Regions from separate parts of the Homo sapiens genome. Here region 2 is linked to region 1. The links are chromatin loops, found by intact Hi-C in ENCODE. Cell type or tissue: endothelial cell of umbilical vein. All regions are shown on one strand. Each heading gives the region's core, and the rest is flanking DNA. Links, peaks and the distances in the headings are about the cores only.

Evidence for each region. Peaks named below come from ENCODE experiments on the same cell type or tissue, not always from the same donor. Only the 100,000 strongest peaks of a DNase experiment are listed, where the experiment ranks them.
Region 2: it touches region 1 in a loop (4-fold over the local background); 6 of 110 quality-filtered maps call a loop at or near these places.

What each region holds. Positions count from the first base shown.
Region 1 is chr3:101,066,016-101,076,302 of GRCh38, reverse strand. No RefSeq gene overlaps it. Among named protein-coding and RNA genes, the nearest start is that of ABI3BP, 78 kb to the right of the region's middle. In endothelial cell of umbilical vein, for the core only: a CTCF peak has its summit at 5,872 (motif pointing left); DNase peaks (open chromatin) are centred at 3,802, 6,012 and 9,382; H3K27ac peaks cover 4,050 bases.
Region 2 is chr3:101,137,419-101,147,705 of GRCh38, reverse strand. No RefSeq gene overlaps it. Among named protein-coding and RNA genes, the nearest start is that of ABI3BP, 150 kb to the right of the region's middle. In endothelial cell of umbilical vein, for the core only: no CTCF peak of the experiment used is centred there; DNase peaks (open chromatin) are centred at 6,385 and 7,135; H3K27ac peaks cover 1,118 bases.

The DNA of each region.
Region 1 (10,287 bases), core at 1,516-9,515:
ATACATAAAGAGTTCTAGATTAAAGTCAGAAGACTTGCTTTTGCTATTAACTAGTTGTGTGATTTGGGCAACTTAGTCTTTTCCTCATTTTCTGTTGGAAAGTAGAAAAGAAGGAAAACTGAATTTGCTGGGACAAAAACTGGATATGAAAAAATTGTGGGGGTTTTTTCTTTTTCTTTTTAAAATTTTTATAGATTTAGACAGTACAAGTACAATTTTGTTACATAGATATATTGTGTAGTCTGGGCTTTTAATATAGCCATCATCTGAGTAGTGTACATTGTATCCATTAAGTAATTTCTCATCCCTCACTCGGCTCCCACCCTCCCACCCGTCCAACTCTCTATGTCCATGCATACATATTTTTGAGCTTCCACTTATAAGTGAGAACATGTGGTATTTGACTTTCTGTTTCTGAGTTATTTCACTTAATGGCTTCTAGTTTCATCCATGTGGCTGCAAAAGACATGATTTCATTCATTTTTATAGTTTTAAGTCATATACTTCTATAAAAACTGGAGTAGAATTAAGATACCAACATTGAAGAGGTTGGCTTACGTGATGATGCTATTATGAATTTCCATGACAACTCAAATATCCTTAGGTTGATCTTCAAAAATTGTTAGATCCATAAACTGAATGCCCTTAGAGAATAAAGAATTATACATTTCGTTGACAGAACATAATTCATTAATAATTCTTTGAGGAACCTTTTAACTATTGTGTATGTATATTTAGTGCTTATCAAATATCCAATTAATCTATTCAATGGTTAGCATTTTATATCATTAATATGATTGCTTTTCTGTTCCATTTTACCAAGATTGGTTTCAGCTTTGAACCAAAAACTGAGACAGCGACACATTGACGTTTTTTGCTTGTTGCTTATTCTAATTTTTCTCAGATGAATGTCATTTTAACCTAGCCTTTTATAGGCTTTTCTTCACAACATTTCAAAAGGTAGTTTTTATTTTAAATCTGCTTGGAACTTATCAAAGACTTCTGAAATATAACTCAATAACATATAATTATTATTAGCACTCTATTTATAAGGGAACCAATAGTAGATCGATTTAACCTATTTTAAAAAAAGGATTTATGTAAGAGAAAAATGAAAAGACAAAAAGAAAACTGTGGATCTTTCATAAACAACAAATTGTTTTACTTTCCTTGAATAAGATGAGGATGAGCTGGCAGGAAGCAAGAAGACCTTTCTTCCCAGTTGCTCATGGATTTTCCAGAAGACCTTGGATATTTCCCCATAGCATGTTGCTTATATTGGGTCTGTTCATGTCTTTGATTAGCATCTTCATTTTAGCTTTGCTAGGTATGCCCCATTTATCTCTTAACATTTTTCATGTCCAATCAATTTTTAAATATATCTCAGTACATAACTGTATTAGTTTCCTATTGCTGCTATAACAAATTATCACAAAATTGGTTAGCTTGAAACAACACAAATGTATTATTTTTTATTTCTGGAAATCAGAGTCCAAAACAGGTCTTCAGGGCTGTGTTCCTTCTGGAGGCTCTAGGGGAGAATTCATTTCCTCGCCCTTTCCAGTTTCTTGAGGTTGCCTGCATTCCTTGGCTCGGGGCCATATGACTCTGAACTCTGCTTCTGTTGTCACATTGTCTTTTCTGATTCTGACCCTCTGCCTTTTACTTATAAGAACATTTGTGATTATATTGGGCTCACCCAGTGCTATGGTTTGAATGTTTGCCTCCTCATAAATGCATGTTGAAACTTACTCTCCAGTGCAATCATAGTAAGAGATGGGGGCCGTTAGGATTAAGACACGAAGGTTCTGCCCTCACAGATGATATTCGTTTCTTATAAAAGGGGTGGATGGAACCAGCCAGACTCTTTTGGCCCTTCCATCCCTTCCACTACATGAAGACACAGCATTTATCCCCTCTGGACACAGCAGCAAAGTGTCATCTTGGAAGCAGAGAGCAGCCCTCACCAGACAGTGAACTGATACTGAACTTCTGAGCCTGCAGAACTGTAAGGCATAAACTTCTGTTCTTATAAATTACCTAGTGTCAGGTATATAGCAGCACAAATGGACTAAGATACCCGGATAATCCAGGTAGTCCTACCATCTAAAAATCCTTCACTTAGGCATATTGCAAAGTCCCTTTTCCCATGTAGGGTGATATATTCACAGGTTTCACATTAGAATGTGGACATCTTGGGGGTTGGACATTATTCTGCTTTTCATAATAGCACATTACAAGATCCATAGTAGATACAAAGAACTGCTACAGTAATAATAATAATGCTCATAATTAACCAGGAATGCAAAACAAAAGTTGATGCTGTTATTAACATATCAATAATTGATAATTTTGTCTTTCATGATTAATAGTTTTAAGACCTCTTGACAATGTAGTTATAAGGCATAATATAGACATTACATCACAGCTACAGTAAGATCCATCAATGACATCTTAATGTGCTTTTACTTTCTTCATGGGGATTCATTTATTCACATGTGCATATATTTTTTGGTTATTAAGTACAACAAATTATGTACCAGGGTCTGCTCTCATAGAGGTTTATGATGCAATGTTCAGTTTAAGCCTAACAACCCAAATTTATTACAGACTTTTTTATTTTGAGAGGGAAATATTGCTCCTTAATTCTTTATTTTTAGATTGGTACGCTTAAATATGTATATATGTATATATCTGGGAAGCTAAAACAAATAATAATTTGGGAGAAGAATTTAGAAATGTCTAAAAAGAGGGTTATTTAAGGTTTTGTAAACTTTCATACAAGTTACTTGCTATTAGGTAAACATTCTAAGGGATTATTTTCCTTAGATTATTTTGCTCTCTAACAGGCTGCTTTCTGGCAATCCCTTGGTCATTTGAATTGGACATATCAGACCAGGTTATTAAGAATTTAAAATTACTTTATCAGTCTAAGTGGAAAAATTAATACATTTCCTATTTAAAATGCCAAACAACTTAATTACATTCTCTTTAATTTGAGCTTTCTAATAATAAAGCAACTAACATATGCAATTTTAACCACCAACTTAATTAGGGTAAACACACAGAGTTAATTTCCAGCAACCTGTGTTGTTCTTTTCAGAAAACTAATTATTGCTTTTGTTTGATACACCATGAAAATAAGCACATGCCACTGTAAAGATTATTTTTTTGCCTTTCAAATAAAAATCTAAGAGTTATATCCAATTTTATCATTAGTTCTCTCTCCTACCCTGCCCTGTTCTTTTTCTCTAACCTCACAATATTAAATTAAAGGAGATGATTGTCCTGAGCTTTAAAATGAAAGTAGTTATGTCCTAGTGACATTGAGAAGCAATACTGAGTAGAACTTTTTTTTTTTTTATCAAATTGGTGTTGAGTCCTAATTAAAACAAGAACAATGATTCCTTTTCATAGTGGTTGGTTGGCTGATTTTTTAACACCTTGTTTAGGATGCTTATTTGTTTAGAATGCAGGATGGAGGAGTAATGGTGGAGATTCTGTCAGTACTCCTCAAAATTAAAACTCATGCAGATAATTTAAATGAGTAAAGTGGATTAGCTGATGACTTTTACATATAAGAAGATGCTTACCTTATATAAATATGAGAAATGGGGCCAGATATTCTAATTTTTAAAAAGAAGTGAAAGACTGGACATTTTTATATGAAGTATACTGTTTAATATAAGCAACGGATTAAATCAAAACACTGCCAAACAAAGAAAACACAATTGCAGAACAGGCTGCCAGGTTGAGACCTCCGGAGTAAATGACATCTAGTTTCCTGCTAGCTGTAAAAAATGTCTGAGTCAAGAAATGATACGCCCCATTCCACTCCCTGTTCTTATTAGATCAACATACAGTTTACTCATTAAGTAAAATACCAGGAAATGTTAGATAAATAATTCAGCTGTGTTTTTCTAACATAGTGGCCTCACTTTGATAGTTTAGTAGACGAGGCTTATAAATGGCTTTAGATTTTTGTCTAAATAATGTTAATGAGACCAGTGGGGTTCCTCTTGATAGGATAGTGCATTTTGTTATCAGAATAAGTCCTAACATGAATATGAACTTGTACTTTTTCATTTTTATTTTATTTTTTGAGGCCAAGTCTTGCTCTGTTGCCCAGGTTAGAGTGTGGTGATATATGATCATAGCTCACTGCAGCTACAATCACCTGGGCTCAAGCAATCCTCCTGTCTCAGCCTCCCAAGTAGCTGGGGCTACAAGTGTGCACCACCACACCCAGCTAATTATTATTAGTTTTTTTGTAGAGTTGAGTGTCTCACTATTTTACTCAGGCTGTTCTCAAACTCCTTAGATCAAGCAATCCTCCTACTCTGGCCTCCCAAAGTGCCGGGATTACACGCATGAGTTACCGTGCCCGGCTGAGCTTGTACTGTCAATTAGGCTATTGTATTGAGTGAGGGGATCAGGTTATTGGGCATTATACACCTAAGTGATAAAATTAGCCAGAAATCGCAGTGACTTTTGTTTCAGGATTTTTTGTTAAAGTAAACTTGGTATGTAACTCTTAATTGTAGGGGCTGGTAACTCTTTGGGGAAAGTTTGTAATAAAATCATGACTGAGGGAAAAAGTCAATCAAAATTTCAGCAACCAATAATCGAATTACAGATTTTATCCAAAATATCTGTCATTGGTGTTTGATTCTTATCTTGGACCTTTTATTAGAAATAATTTGTGGACACATAGAAAAAGGAAATGCAGAGATCTTTGGTTAGTTTTGAATCTTCACTGTTGGAGGGAAAGTATTTTTCAGAAAAGCCCTAAAGCACTTGAGGAGTTCTCAAAGATGGATTTCTTTTAGTGTCAATCATTCACCTATTAGTATTATTGAGTTCCAGATTATTTCTGGAGGATATTAAGCAAAAGGGGTTGGGGGTGAGGAGTATCAGATGTGGGAGGAAAGCAGGTGGCTTGGGAGACCTCGGAGGAACTCAGACATCAACTATTTTCTAGAATTAACCAAGGTCATTGCTGCTTACTTTATAAAGTCTTAGACTTTGTGTTAGGTGGCTTCTCCTTATTTGATGAATCTATCTGCACGTAACATCATGACTACTTAGAAATTGTACTCATGGAAGGGAAAATGGTCAGAGGCCTGATGAAAGAAGGAAAATTCAAAGTACACTAGACACGGCTCTTGGGCCAACAAAGGAAGGAAAGAGGAAGATGATGGTATCTCACACAGTAATGAAACCCAGTGTACTTTTGCCCTGAGCTAGATTTTAAAATAATGCAGGAAGTTGAGTGTGAAGTGGAGGCCATTTTGTAGTGGATAGGGTTGTGTGGGGAAAATCACCCAGAAAAAATATTCTGTCCTTTCAGCCTTGGGTAAGGTAGAGGACTCCCAGGGAGTAGCATTTGGATAACAGGAAGTTTAGACTTCTCTGTGAAATTAGACAGGCTATTTACTTAGGGATGACCATAAAAATCCAATTCCCTTAGATGGGAATCAGGAAAGGAGAATATGTCCACAAGACATTTTCTGAACAATTACCTGAGAAATTTGTGGAAGAGGGACTGCTTGTCATTAAAAAAACAAAAGCAAAAGCAAAAGTCTCCAGCATTTTACCTCCTTTTCTCTATTTTGGAAATTCCCTGCCATAAAAGTCTTGGTGGGAAGCAGAGTCCACCCCCTATAGACACAGAAGATTCCTTACCACCGTAGAAACAGAAAATTCTCAGAAATTGCTTTTGTAGCTCCCATGGAATTAGGTCTATCTAATGTAGTGCCTGGAATTTTTAAATCTGGAGTTAAAGAAGCTGCGGAGGCATAAATAGGGAGGAGTTCCTGGAGGGCAGCAGCAGGAGTGCCCTCTGGTGGTGGGTCCGGTGCTGGGTGCACGTGTCAGGGTAGGGGCAGCGTGTCCTCACCTGGAGGCTCTGTGCTGCATCTCTGGCTGTGGCCATGGCTGCAGAGCTTTCCTTTGTTCCTGCTTGTTTAACTTCCCAAGGAATGTGAAATTCCAATATCCTTTCATGTCATTTTTTTCCTGCTTAAATAAGATAGAGTTTGTTTCCATTCTTTGCACCTCACCAATACACAAGGAAATCACACACCCTTCTCCCATTCAGCCCATTCAGCCCCTAAAGAAGATAACAGGATGGAGTTTAAAGAATTAGAAGTTAAGTTGAGCTTTAAACTACAGAGCAGAAGGGGAGGAGGAGGGAGAGAGGGAGAACATGATCTTGTGTGATAATTTAGGAGCTGGGGAGCAGGGTAAAAAGCAATGGAATTTGGAGCAATAAGGTTGCTTAATGACTTCTCTTTACACATGAAGTCATTTATATTTCTGTTATTTACTTTATGGCTTTACAGTCCATGATGGCAGGTTCTCGCTTCTCTCATACTGTGTTGTAAACTCTGGTTCTAACATGGGACCTGACAAAGAGGAGTTGCTGTAGGATTTGTTGAGTCAATTTTCATGGTTCTGTAGTTATTTGACTCTTGGAAATAAGGAGACAAAATAAAGTTTTAAAGAATGATGTATCCTTTGTTTATTTCTTTCTAAATGCTGTAAAATCACACCCTGATTATAAAGTAGGATGGAGCCGTAAGGAATTCCTTCATGTATCTTCTGCTTTGCAGAAAACCCTTTGCTACTACGGACTTGCTCCTTTGGTTTGATTTTTGAGTAATTAACATGGGATAAGGGAGTATTTTTATAGGATTTACTTGTGAGTTCAGAACATAAACGTGTAATTGCAAGAATTGCTGCTGTGGGGAGAGTCCTAAAGCAAAAATAAAACTTAGAAACTTGAGAACAAAATGGCAAAACTTAGTCTTATCCACAAAGGAAAAAGAAAGAGAAAAAAATTCAATGGTGCCATAATTGGAGCTCATTGTGCTTGGAGCCAGATGGCTTGCCCTTGGTTTTGGAGGCCAACAGGCCAAATTCCAAACATTACAGCCTGAGATGGCCTTATAATCAAAGAATAAAATAACTGAGGAAAACTTTGGAAAACCTCTAGTCTTTGCTTATGTTATTTTTCTTTTGCCTATTTGGTAACAATAAGATTTTTAATATTCTGTTTATAGTGTTTGGAGTGGTTCTTTCAATCCTAATGCTTGTCCCTGTCCATAAGCATGTTAGATAAACCCTGCAACATAAGAAGAATTGTAGAGGATCAGTTTAATATTTTGCTTTAGGTAGGAACATTAGCCTGTAACTATAGGGAGGTGTGGCAGTTACCCTCAATGATGCAATACTCAGATACACATGACTCTTGTTTAGCATCACATGTAATTATATTGGACTTTTAAGCATAAAGTAATAGCCAAAATAAGTATTAAATAAACAACTTGCCTCCTTTTTTTTGAGATTACTATTAGAAATAGCCAGTTTTATATTCCAGCTACTTAGCTCAGGTTATGTCCCCACCCAGAAATTTTACACTTGGTGATGAGGCATAAATATTTTCTGTGACTAAGTGGGCATATGAATTAGAAGGCCTTTGGATATTAGATAAAATGGAAAATAAGTTTATATGTTTATACAAAAGAAATTAAAAACGTGTAAACTTCCCCTGAAATCGGTGATTCTCAACCTTGGCTGCACATTGGAATCACCTGGAAAGCTTTAATAATATTGATGCCTGGGTCCCACCCCAAAGTCTGCCTTATCTGGTCTTGGTTGTGTCCTAGACGTCAGGATTTTTTAAAGCTGCCTTAAACAAAACTGCTTGACAGACTGAAATGTATTATAATTTGTTGACTTTTCCTAGGTGTTTTATAATGCTGTTAATATCATGATGAAATATAGTCACCAGTCAGTAAGAAGCAGAATAGTGTTTAATCCCATCTTGGTTCTTTCCTTAAATTCACCTACAGATTGTGTCCTTTATTTAATGTCTGTCCTACCCTCAAACTGTATGCTCTCTGAATGCAGGGAGTATCCCTGTGCTATTCTCAACTGTGTATTCCCAAGGCTGTATAAAGTGTTGGGCATATGATAGGCCCTCAAATAGAGTGGAATGAATAAAGAAATACTTATAAAGAGATCTGGGTTATAAATACCTGAAAGCATCAGGTCATGCCAAAATTTCCCCAATATGTATAAATTACCTTTACTTCTTTTCAGATGAAATCCCTAATTCTCTATCAACTAAACTTCCTCTTAAGAAAACGAGCTGGCTGGATATGGTGGCTCAAGCTTATAATCTCAGCATTTTGAGAGGCCAAGGCAGGTGAATCACTTGAGGCCAGGAGTTCCAGACCAGCCTGGGCAACATGGCAAAACCTCATAATATGATGTAGTATTATTATGCCACCTAAGAACAAAGACACTGAACAGAACATAGAGATTATAGTATATGAGAAATACATTTATGATTTATCATATTTGGCTGGGTCAGTATCCTTTTTTACTCCGTTGTTCAACTTTTTTTTATTTTTATAAGTGGCTTTTTTTCCCAAATGAACTTTAGAACCAGTACTTAAATTTAAAAATCCTGTTGTTTATATTCTAGACAACTTTTTATAGGATTTTTCAGAAGAACTAATTATTTAGTTGTTTATCAATTACATGTCCATTCTACTTTTTTTTGTATTTCACTGCTTTCTCTCTTTTTCTCTTTGTCTCTATAAATTTCTGCTTTTAATCTAGTTGTAATTTTATAATTTAATGCTTAATTTATTCATTCTTGTTCTTCAAGGTCAATACTTTTACTAATAGCAGCTTTATAAAGCTATAAGTCATAAGTTTTGGCATAAAGGAATCTGAATTTTATTTTGCTTAATCTTATATGTATATTTGATATTAACCATTGATATTTTAACTACATAGAAATATATATATCATATATATATGCCAAAACTTATGAGTTATAGCTTTATAAAGCTGCTATTAGTAAAAGTATTGACCTTGAAGAACAAGAATGAATAAATTAAGCATTAAATTATAAAATTACAACTAGATTAAAAGCAGAAATTTATAGAGACAAAGAGAAAAAGAGAGAAAGCAGTGAAATACAAAAAAAAGTAGAATGGACATGTTATATATATATAGAATGGACATATATATAATATATATATAGGCAATTTATGCATATTGGAGAAACTCTGGCATGACCTGATGCTTTCAAGTACGTATATATTTTCTCTTTTATGTCTCAACTGAGAGCCTGGAGTTTTTTACTAAGGTCCCCCCACCATACTGGGTTGTGAATTCAGACTTCTGTCTCTCTGATGGACTGAAAAACTGCTGAAATCTTGGCTTCACTCTCTGGCATCTGAGCTGGGGCTTTTTCCTTGTTTTTTCAAGTCTCAATCTGTATGAGTAAAACTTAGCAGTTGGCAAATGGCTGAAGGGCAAATTGCTGTAGTATTTTGAGCTATCCTTTCTGCATTCCCTTTTCCCTGTTACATTCTGGCTTCTTTGGTCTGTGTCTGCCCAGCCTGGGGAGGCTGCTGTCAGTGCCAGCTTACCACTTTCTGCTTAGAAATGGTGGTCTACATCACCAACACCTCTGAGGAAAGACAGTTATAAAAATGTGTTCATATTAGTCTGTCTCTCTTCTTTATGGGATAATTGCCCTTCAACTTCTGATAGCCTCGGTTGCTCTTTGATCCCTTCACTGTTGCATTCAAACATTTTTCTTTATCTTTTATTTAGCTTTTGTAATTGTTTGTGGCAAGAAAATTGGTAATGACGAGAGAACAAAACTTCTCCCTTAACTTAATGCATTCTTTCCTTGTACTGATCAATTCCTTTTTAATTTTAATCTTACCCTTTATTCTAGTTTATCTTAAACTCATTTCTTATGTTTCAGAAAACGCTGTTTTAATTTATGAAAAATGCAAAGTAGATAATTTCTAAAAATATCTTCAGTTTCTTATGGTTAATCGTTTTTTGTGCATACCCTGTATCCCTAAGGCAGTACTTCCTTTCTTTATGTTACTTAATATTGTTTTACTTGTCCTTGAAAAAGAAGAAATCTGTCCAGGTTTTGTGTTAGGAAAAAATATTTAATTTCTCTAAGTTCTCTGTACTTTTCATTAGGTATGGAGTAAATATCTCATCTCTTAAACTGAAAGGGTTTGTTTTTATTAGACATCTACTAGCCAGATTTCCAAGGTCAATGAATCATTGGTTTAGAATGACTCTGCTTGATTTTCTCTTGTCTTTCAGCCGAACTTACTGACTCAGAAGGGTGTTTTTTTCCCTGAATCATTTGAGAACAACTGCAGTTCTCTGACAAGGGTAGTACTTGAACAGTAACAAAACCAAAGGCACTGATTTCCTTGCCTATTCTGTTATTTC
Region 2 (10,287 bases), core at 1,641-9,640, 71 kb before region 1:
ATTTTTTCAACTTGGGTGAGTGTCAAAGCTTCACAGAGAAGACAGAATTTGAAAACACTGAGGTAAAGAAGAAAGGTATTCTATGTAGAGAATTAAAGGTAAAAAATTGCAGTGTATGTTCAGGTATTGTTAGGGATGAGGCTATAGGTGAGAGGGAGAATGGGGAGTGGGAGAGTAATATGAGGGATGAGATAGGAGACACTGAGCCCAAATTATGGGGGCTTGTATTATTATGAAGAATTTGTGGTTTATTCTGTGGACAACAGATGCCATTGTAGGAAGTGATCGAGTATGGGTATTAGGAATTTAAGACTCTGCCCTCAAGGTTGGATTTTAGGAATCTAACTTTGTGTGAAGGCATGGATTGTAGAAGGTAAAGACCAGAGGCAGAGACTAGCTGGGAGGCTTTTGTGATAGTTCAGGCGAGAGGTAACAAGGACCTGAAATCTGGAGTACAATGGGAATGGAAAAGAAGGCTTGGAGGGGTGGACTGAATGTGAGTGATTGACTGTTCCTGGGAGTGGGAGGGGAAAGAAAGGAGAGGAGTCAATGTTTCTTGCCTCTGAGACTTTCAGTTCTGATGAGCGAGATTATCTTATGCAATTAACTGAAATAGAAAGAAACAGGAACCAACACCCTTTTTTGGGGCAGTGGTTGGTCATAGAAAAGGGATTATTTTTTCAAAAGCTCTGATGACATATTTTTTCATCTCTCTATATAATATTTCTTAAAGGACTAAAGTAGAAAAGAAATCTTTAAAACATTTATTAGAAAAATAAAGCTAGAAGAGCATAAAATCAATAAAGGGATTCTTGGGATGTATTTGTTTTTCTTTTGAAACTAAAACAAGTTAACAAGTTCAGCTGTGTAATAACTATAATAAACAGTACTACAAGTGAGTTTATGAAGTTTGAACTCCTTTATCTTCTTGGATCACTCAGGAGCTTCACTAATTTAATCTTGCCTATAAAACTAACTTGAGCTTATTTTAATAAAGTAACTTTCTGACATTTTCCTGGCTTTTAAGTATCTGTCCCCTGTCTAAATGAGAAGGATAGAGATGCGCACATTTTTATTATTATTATTATACTTTAAGTTTTAGGGTACATGTGCACGATGTGCAGGTTTGTTACATATGTATGCATGTGCCATGTTGGTGTGCTGCACCCATTAATTTGTCATTTAGCATTAGGTATATCTCCCAATGCTATCCCTCCCCCTCCCTCAACCCCACAACAGTCCCTGGTGTGTGATGTTCCCCTTCCTGTGTCCATGTGTTCTCATTGTTCAATTCCCACCTATGAGTGAGAACATGCGGTGTTTGTTTTTTTGTCCTTGTGATAGTTTGCTGAGAATGATGGTTTCCAGCTTCATCCATGCCCCTACAAAGGACATGAACTCATCATTTTTTATGGCTGCATAGTATTCCATGGTGTATATGTGCCACATTTTCTTAATCCAGTCTATCATTGTTGGACATTTGGGTTGGTTCCAAGTCTTTGCTATTGTGAATAGTGCCGCAATAAACATACATGTGCATGTGTCTTTATAGCAGCATGATTTATAATCCTTTGGGTATATACCCAGTAATGGGATGGCTGGATCAAATGGTATTTCTAGTTCTAGATCCCTGAGGAATCGCCACACCGACTTCCACAATGGTTGAACTAGTTTACAATCCCACCAACAGTGTAAAAGTGTTCCTATTTCTCCACATCCTCTCCAGCACCTGTTGTTTCCTGACTTTTTAATGATCGCCATTCTAACTGGTGTGAGATGGTATCTCATTGTGGTTTTGATTTGCATTTCTCTGATGGCCAGTGATGATGAGCATTTTTTCATGTGTTTTTTGGCTGCATAAATGTCTTCTTTTGAGAAGTGTCTGTTCATATCCTTTGCCCACTTTTTGATGGGGTTGTTTGTTTTTTTCTTGTAAATTTGTTTGAGTTCATTGTAGATTCTGGATATTAGCCCTTTGTCAGATGAGTAGATTGCAAAAATTTTCTCCCATTCTGTAGGTTGCCTGTTCACTCTGATGGTGGTTTCTTTTGCTGTGCAGAAGCTCTTTAGTTTAATGAGATCCCATTTGTCAATTTTGGCTTTTGTTGCCATTGCTTTTGGTGTTTTAGACATGAAGTCCTTGCCCATGCCTATGTCCTGAATGGTATTGCCTAGGTTTTCTTCTAGGGTTTTTATGGTTTTAGGTCTAACATGTAAGTCTTTAATCCATCTTGAATTAATTTTTGTATAAGGTGTAAGGAAGGGATCCAGTTTCATTTAAAACACAGCTTTTCCTTTGTTCACCAATATTTTGTTAGTATCAAAGGAAGACTCTGGCTTAGTTTTTAAAATCTTCATGGTAAACATTGTTTATTCCAAATAAGTTAAAAAAGCAGTTTTCCACTAACATAATCTTGAGCATCTCATTATGCATTTTCTGGGGAAGTTAAGTGCTGTTGAGTAGGAAGGAGAAGAGTAAAGTAGTGATTGGAGACAGGACAATCCCACACTCTTTAAATTTATATTTCAATTTTTGTTTGTTTGAATAACAGAACCACTAAAAAAAACTAAATATTGAGAATTCAGCTGATTTTTATCTTACTATCCTATAACCAGACTTATAGAAAAACTTGTGTAAAAAACTCCGGAATATTTCTTCTTTCCTCAACTTGTTATCTGTGTGTTGCTATAGCCTGGTTGCCTTTGGGTCAGGTGGGTAACTCAGATGCCTAACTTCTTAGTCTCTTAGACTCCCCTATCCAGATATCCCAGTTCACACTGTCTAGTTCCTGCTTAAAGTTAGTTACATTTGAACACTTATTTTATATCTACCAAAGCATATGTATATATTTCTTTCTTACCTAAGGAACTTACTTATTAAAGCAAATGACTATCTCTAGATTTAAATGGTCTAATTGTTGGAAGACATAGGCTGATTGTTCCAGTAAATTGATAAAGCCTCTTTTGTACAATGGAGATCAAATAACAGGTTAAGTGTCTGAGAGTTTTCATTTTCAATTAGCATTGCTATCATTAATTCATTTCAAAAGTTGTAAGTGTTATACAGTATTTCAATTACAGAGCACAGGGTAGAAAACAGACTGCCACCAACATTTTTGTGGATTTAAATCTTTTTCACCTAAGAGGTTGATTTTTTACCTGTAATTTTGAACTTCTAAGAAAGGGCTCTTATAGGTCAGGTGTGGTACCTGGTGTTCAAAGATAATATTCCAATGAGCCATGCCTTCTAGTAAATTAGTTTCCTATCACTGCTATCACAAATTGCTATAGTTTTTGTGGGTTAACATGAATTATCTTACTATTCTGTAGGTCCTAAGTCCAGCCCAGGTAGCACTTGGCCGACATCAATATACCAGCAGGGCTGCATTCCTTTCTGGAAGCTCTAGGGGAGAATCTATTTACTTGCATTTGCTAGTTTCTCAAGGCTGCCTGCATTCTTGGTTTGGAGATCCCTTCCTCCATCTTCAAGCTAGCAATGACAGGCCGAGTCTTCATGTTGCCTTCTCTCTGTTTCTCTGGCGCTGAGAAAGATTTCTCCACTTTTAAGTACACACATGATTAAATTGGGCACAGGGAAAATCGCCCCATCTCAAGGTTTATACACTTAATCACATCTGCAAAGCCCCTTGTGCCATATAAGGTAACATTCTGTGGCTTAGAACATGGACATCTTTGGAGGACTATTTTTCTGCCGGCCACATGCCCTTATACTACAGGTCCCTTTCCCAAATCTAAGCTGTTTCTGTGACTCTATCTTGAATGGGGTGTGATGTTGTGTGAATTTTGAAGCCTTGCAGCTTCCCACCTGGGGTTCTTGGAATTCTAGTTATTAGATGCTCTCTATCGGAACTTCTCACTATGTTGCAAGAAGCTCAAACCACACGGAGATGCCATGTAGCGTGCACTTGTTAATAGCCTGAACCGAAAACCCACTGGGCAGTGAGCAACAGTTGCCAGGCATATAAGTGAATCATCTTAAACATCCAGCTTAGCTGGGCCTTCAGATGACTGCAGGCCCAACTGATATCTGACTGCAAGTACATGAAGGATCCCAAGTGACACTTCCTAGTTGAGTCCAGCCATCCTCTGAACATTGGGAGATAACAAATTACCATTTTAGGCCACTAAATGTCATAATGCAGAACTGGATAATAAGAGAGTCAAGGTGGGTTGAGGTTTCCAACTTTTGACCAATCAACTCTGGCCAGGGGTTAATTAAGGTCATTGTGTCTGTCAGGTAGCTTAGTTGCAATGAGTAGAAATGAACTCTGGTTAATTCAAGCAGAAAAACAATTTCTTTAAAGTGTAAACAGCATGTTGGTTCTCAGCCACCTGCTTGGAAATTTCTGCAATTTGGTTTGGCTCCTCATTTAGGAATATTTTGAGAATTGGATTCTGGTGCTTTTCAGTCTCTACTTGCAATTTAACATTTCAATTTACAAACGAAATTGGGCATTGTCCAGAATTGCAAGGAGGATTGGAGGAGAACCAGGCTTGGAGGCTAAGCAGCAAAGAACAGTGCCCAAAAATTATGTCCCAGAAAGAGGCTCAGTGAGAAGATTGTTCCACCATCACCAGTGCCAAGTTCTATAAACTCTGAATCTCTATTAGAGGGATCACAGGTGCTGACGCTCAGTATCAAAACCCGCACTGCTACACCTCCTACCCCAGAATGTCCATCTCGCTTCAACTGCCACTCCACTGATATTCAGCTAATTTTAAGAAATATTATGAAATGGACATACTTATTTTTATATAATAATATACTGTTATAACAAAGTATTTGGAAGGACACATGCTATTAATTATGGTAACCTTTGGAAAGTTGGATTAAGGAAGAATTTTACTTTCTCTTAGCATGCTTTTATATTGCTTGAGTGGTTTACAAAACATTGTTAATTTTGTAATAAAAGGCATAGGATTCTGAAAATAAAACACATTACTCAAACTTAACATATTGTACTGTAACCATTTCCAGTTAATTTGTCATTATGCTTTGTAACTGAAAGGGGACAGGGAAATGTAGAGGAACAAATGGAATATCTGATGAACATTGCTGTCTGTGCCCGTCTCTATCAGTCCTGATTCCTCACTTGTAAAATAGGTCTAATGATGACATCTATCTCTGTTTTGCTTGGAAAAATTCTGTCCTTACCTGTTTCGGGTCTCTGCTAAAATGTCTCTTTTTCATAAATATAGACCTTTCCTATAAGTTCTATAAGTTCCTATAAGTCCTGCAGTTCCCACACATTATTACCTTGTGTAAAAGACTCCCTCCAGCCAGCGTCCCCCACCCACTTCCTTATCTTTATCTGCCTTCCTTACTCTCCTTCATTTATCTTCACTTCCTGACTTATCACCATCCAATATGTTAGGTATTTACTTGCTTACTTGTAATTGTCTGTCTTCCTTATTAGAGCTTCATGAGGACAGTCCTCTTGCCCATTTTGCTCATGGTTCTATCTCCAGGTTAGCACAGGGACTTCAATGTCTCCTACTAGTATGGGTCTATGTATTTTTTGTTCATTTACAAAACTCATAGTGTTCTTTTAAACAGTTCACATAATATAAATGTATATGGAAGAAAGAGTAAAACACTTATTGAGTGGATGAATATAAAACCCAGATAGTTAATTACAAATGGGAAATAAGTATATAAAATGCTTGGCACAATACCTGGCACATAACAGGTTTTCAATAATTATCTTTTAAAATTAATAATTTTGTTTACTAGTGATCAGTTTTATATTACTTGTATTAATAAAATTTATAGCATAATTCCTGGGCCGTAAGAAGACTTAATAAATGTCAACTCTAAATATGAATAAGCATAATTCCATAGCAGAAAGCACAAAAGAATAGGTGCTCAGATAATGACAGTTGGCAGTTACTGAGTCCTGTTAATTCCTACAAACTCTCTGCCTCTCTGCTGAGGACTGCTTCTCCCTAGGCCAGAGACATGTTTGAACCCTTTCCTCAAACCATCCACTGCTTCTATATACTGTCTCCCTGGTCATTTCAAAATTACAGGAGCAGTAACCACTTATTGATTTTTTGAATAGTTGTTTTAAAAAATATGTGTTAATTATGCTTCTATGCACAATCCAGTCTTTAAAACTTAGTTAGGCAAAGAAAACATTTTTGTAGTAAATCTTGTCCAGTGTAATTGGAGCAGATATTTTACCAAGCCACATATATTCTTGATTTAAAAAAAAAAACAGAGCTTCTTTTGCCTTTGCCTCTACCTTCTAGTGTATGTGGTTGCTGAAAGCTACTCTTCAGTTTCACAGCTAGTTTAGTTAATGCTATTATTTCCAAGCAACACAAATATTCATCATTTCCTGTTCCATTGTGTAGTTCTTCTGATTTTATTACCTCTTGTTCATAGATTTTAGCGGTTCCAGTTTTCCAAATTCTTTTCAATTATTGTTTGATTTATAGGCTTTCAGGCTTCAAAGTCTTTGAATTTTTGTTCAAAAGAAATGATTTATTTGGATTAAAAACTTAAATGTAAGATCCAAAACTATAAAACTACTAGAAGGAAACAGAGAGAAAATGCTCCAGGACATTGGCCTAGGCAAAGATTTTATGGCTGAGACCTCTAAAGCACAGGCCACAAAAACTAAAAGTCAACAAACAAATTGGATTATATTAAACTAAAAAGTTTCTGCATAGCAAAGGAAACAATCAACAGAGAGAAAAGACAACCTGTTAAGTGGCAGAAACATTGCAAACTATGTACTTGAGAAGGGACTAATATCTAGAATATACAAGGAACTCAACAGCAAAAAAAAAAATCCCATTAAAAAATATGCAAAATATCTGTATAGACATTTCTAAAAAGAATATGTACAAATGGCCAACAGGTATATGTAAAAATGTTCAAAATCCTAATAATCAGGAAAATAGAAATTAAAACCACAATGAGATATTATCTTACTCCAGTAGGAATGGCTATTATCAAAAAGACAAAAAATACATGCTGGCAAGGATGCAGAGAAAAGAGAACTCTTATACACTGTTGGTGGGAATGTAAATTAATATAGTCATATGGAAAACAGTATGAGGTTTCTCAAAAAGCTAAAAATAGAACTATAATATGACCCAGCAGTACCACTGAATAAATATTCAAAGGAAAGGAAAGGAAATTGATATGTCTAAGGGATATCTGCACCCTCATGTTATTATAAAACTATCACAATAGCCAAGTTATGGAATTAGCTTACATGTCCGTAAGTGGATGATTGGATAAAGAAAATGTGATACATACACACATATACACATAAATATACATACACCCAATGGAATACTATTTCAGCCATAAAAAAGAATAAAATCCTGACATTTACAAAAACACGAAGGGAACTGGAGAACTTTATGTTAACTGAAATAAGCCAGACACAGAAAGACAAGTGTGGAAACCAAATGCTGATCTCACGGAGGCAGAGTAAAATGATAGTTACTGGAGGCTGGGAAGGATATGTAGGGAGATGGAGAATGAAGAGAGGTTGGTTAATGGGTACAAATACAGTCAGATAGAAAGAATAAGTTTTAGTGTTTAATGGAACAGTAGGGTGACTACAGTTAACAATAATACATTGTACATTTCAAAATAACTAGAAGATTTGAAATGTTCCCAACACAAAGACATCAGTGTTTAAGGTGATGAATATCCTAAATGCCCTGATTTGATCATTAGGTATCGCATGCACGTGTCAAGATAGCACATGTATCCCATAAATATGTACAAATATTACGTATCAATAAAAAAGAAATAATTTATGGAATTCCAATGTGTAAAACAAATAATTGTATCTGGTCAAATGTACACACCTAGAAATACACAGCCCTGCATTTCCCTGACTGTTAATTGTCTCTACAGTTCCCACACATTATTACCTTATCTCTGTCATCATTACTGACATAGCTCCTACTTTTTATGGATGTCCTGTGTTACATAACCTTTTTTCTATGGCTTCTATAGCATTTTGTGCATATCCCTATTATTGTTCTTGCCACATTGTATTTTAATTTGATTTGTCTATTTCTCTGACTATATGATGAAGTCCTTGAAGGCAGAGTCTGCTGTATCTCTATTGCCTAGTAACACTTAGTAAATACTCAATTAAATACTCAATGACTGACTCTTTGACCATGTCCAACCTAAGAGACGTTAAGTCAGACAGGGTGGATTGATAAGGTCAAAGTCTAAATGAGAGGAAGAATAAAATAGGTAAGCTGTCATCAGAAAAGTGATGCTAGGCAGAAGGTGTGAGAGATCCAGAGGGGACATGTATCAGTCAGGATCCCAACAGGAAAGAGGTGACACACACAAATCAGGACATTTCCAGAAAGATCTATTTGCAAGGGGACCATCTGCAAAAGTGAATGTTCTGGGGAATAGGGGACCCCAGGAATTGGTGCAGTAACCTGGGATCAGTGGCAGTAGAACCGTTACCACTCTAGGCCCAGATAGACAAGAGAGGGAGCTGTTACCAGAATGCAGAAGGAATCAGAGGAGTCACCTTGAGAGAAATGATGCTTGGTCAAGAGACACAGCAAGTCTAAGGTGATATCACAGGCAGGAAGTCAAGGGAATAAATGCCAGACCTCATTCTCCACCCTCTTAGCAATCTCTCTCCCTCTCTCTCTTTTTTTTTCTGGCTTCCCATTGGCTGAGCCCTACCGGAAACCTGAGAAAAGGGAGTCTGTCAACACAGTTCATCCAGGTCAGTGTCCCTGAGAAGAAAGCAGGCTGGAGAAAGATGGGGCATGGATTTGAAGGAACAAATATGAGATATCTAGCACAAGATATTAGGTGTGGGACTAAGCCTGAAAGTGAGGATGAAGATGTTGTTTGCCAGATTACAGTGACACGGGGGAGGGAGCTTACTGTATTATATTGTTGCATTGCAAACAGGCCCCAAATCTAAGAAGCATACTGCAGTAAGCATTTATTTAGCTCACATGTCTATGGGTTTTTTTTCAGGTTGTGCCCAGTTGGGGTGGTCTTGCTGGAGCAGTTGTTTCCCAAGTGTCTTTCTTTTTCCTGGACCCTTAGGCTCACTCATGGATGCTCTTCTCATAGAAATGGCAGAAGTGAAAGGGAGCAAGGCTAGTTATGCAAGTAATTTGCAAGCTTTTGACCATGTCACACCGGCTAATGTTCTCTTGGCAAAAACAATTCACATGGCCAAGTCTGAGATAGCGAGTGTGAATAGTTCTGAATAATAATCTGTGATACCCACCAAAGACACTCCTGCATCTTTCCTCCTACCATCTTTTAAACATTGGTTAAGGCAAATGCTCACAAATGGCAGAGGATTCTTTGATGGATCTTGTGGAATTCTTTCCAGCGTTGTCCTTCAAAGCTATAGTTACCTATCTTAAAAAAAAAAAAGAATTTGGAATATATTATTAACTGCAGATTTTGCTGCTAATTTCTGCACATTCAGCCTCTCTAGAGAGCATTATGGAGGAATGTAATTTTTTAAAAACATTCTTGGAAATGCCTAGAAAATGTCCATACCATATGATTGCATATAATATTCTGGTACATAAGGCTAGTGGCACTGGTGTTTAAAAAATAAGTATTACTTTTAGGAATGTATGTAACATTTTTGAGATGCATATATAGCTTGATTTTATACAACTTGGCAAATCCACTGAATTTTTTTTTTTTTTTGCCAAGTGGAGTAGATTTAAATTTATGTATTAATTTTGAAAAGTTATATTTTTAATATTTTAATTATTACTTTCCAGAGACATGGTATATCTTTCTATTTATTCAGAACTAGTTTTATGCCCTTCAATAAAATGTTGTAGTTATGTTTTTATATTGGTGCTGTATCCTTCTTGGTAAATTTATTCTCAAATATTTTACAATTTTGTAGCTAATGTGAATTAGATTTTTTCCCCCTCACTTCTGACTAGATGTTGCTGGGAAAGAGAAAAGCTACTACTTATTATATATTAAGTTGTGTCTAGCCACTGGCCTTAAAAAGTGTCAAAATGAGTAACTTTGAATTCCTTGGTAAGAATGAAACACAAAGGTGAAATCATATCTTTTGTTGCTTTAAAAGGCTAGAACGTAATGACATAGTAAATTAGGATGTAAAGATGAATTATTCCATTCATTTATTTTTATTGAGTACCTATTAAATTCAAAACACTGTTACTACATCAATAGTGGTTTAAAGGAAGTTAATGAGATGTGTCTTCTAACATAAAGAAATTTAACATCTTACTGGCAAGATAAAAATGTAA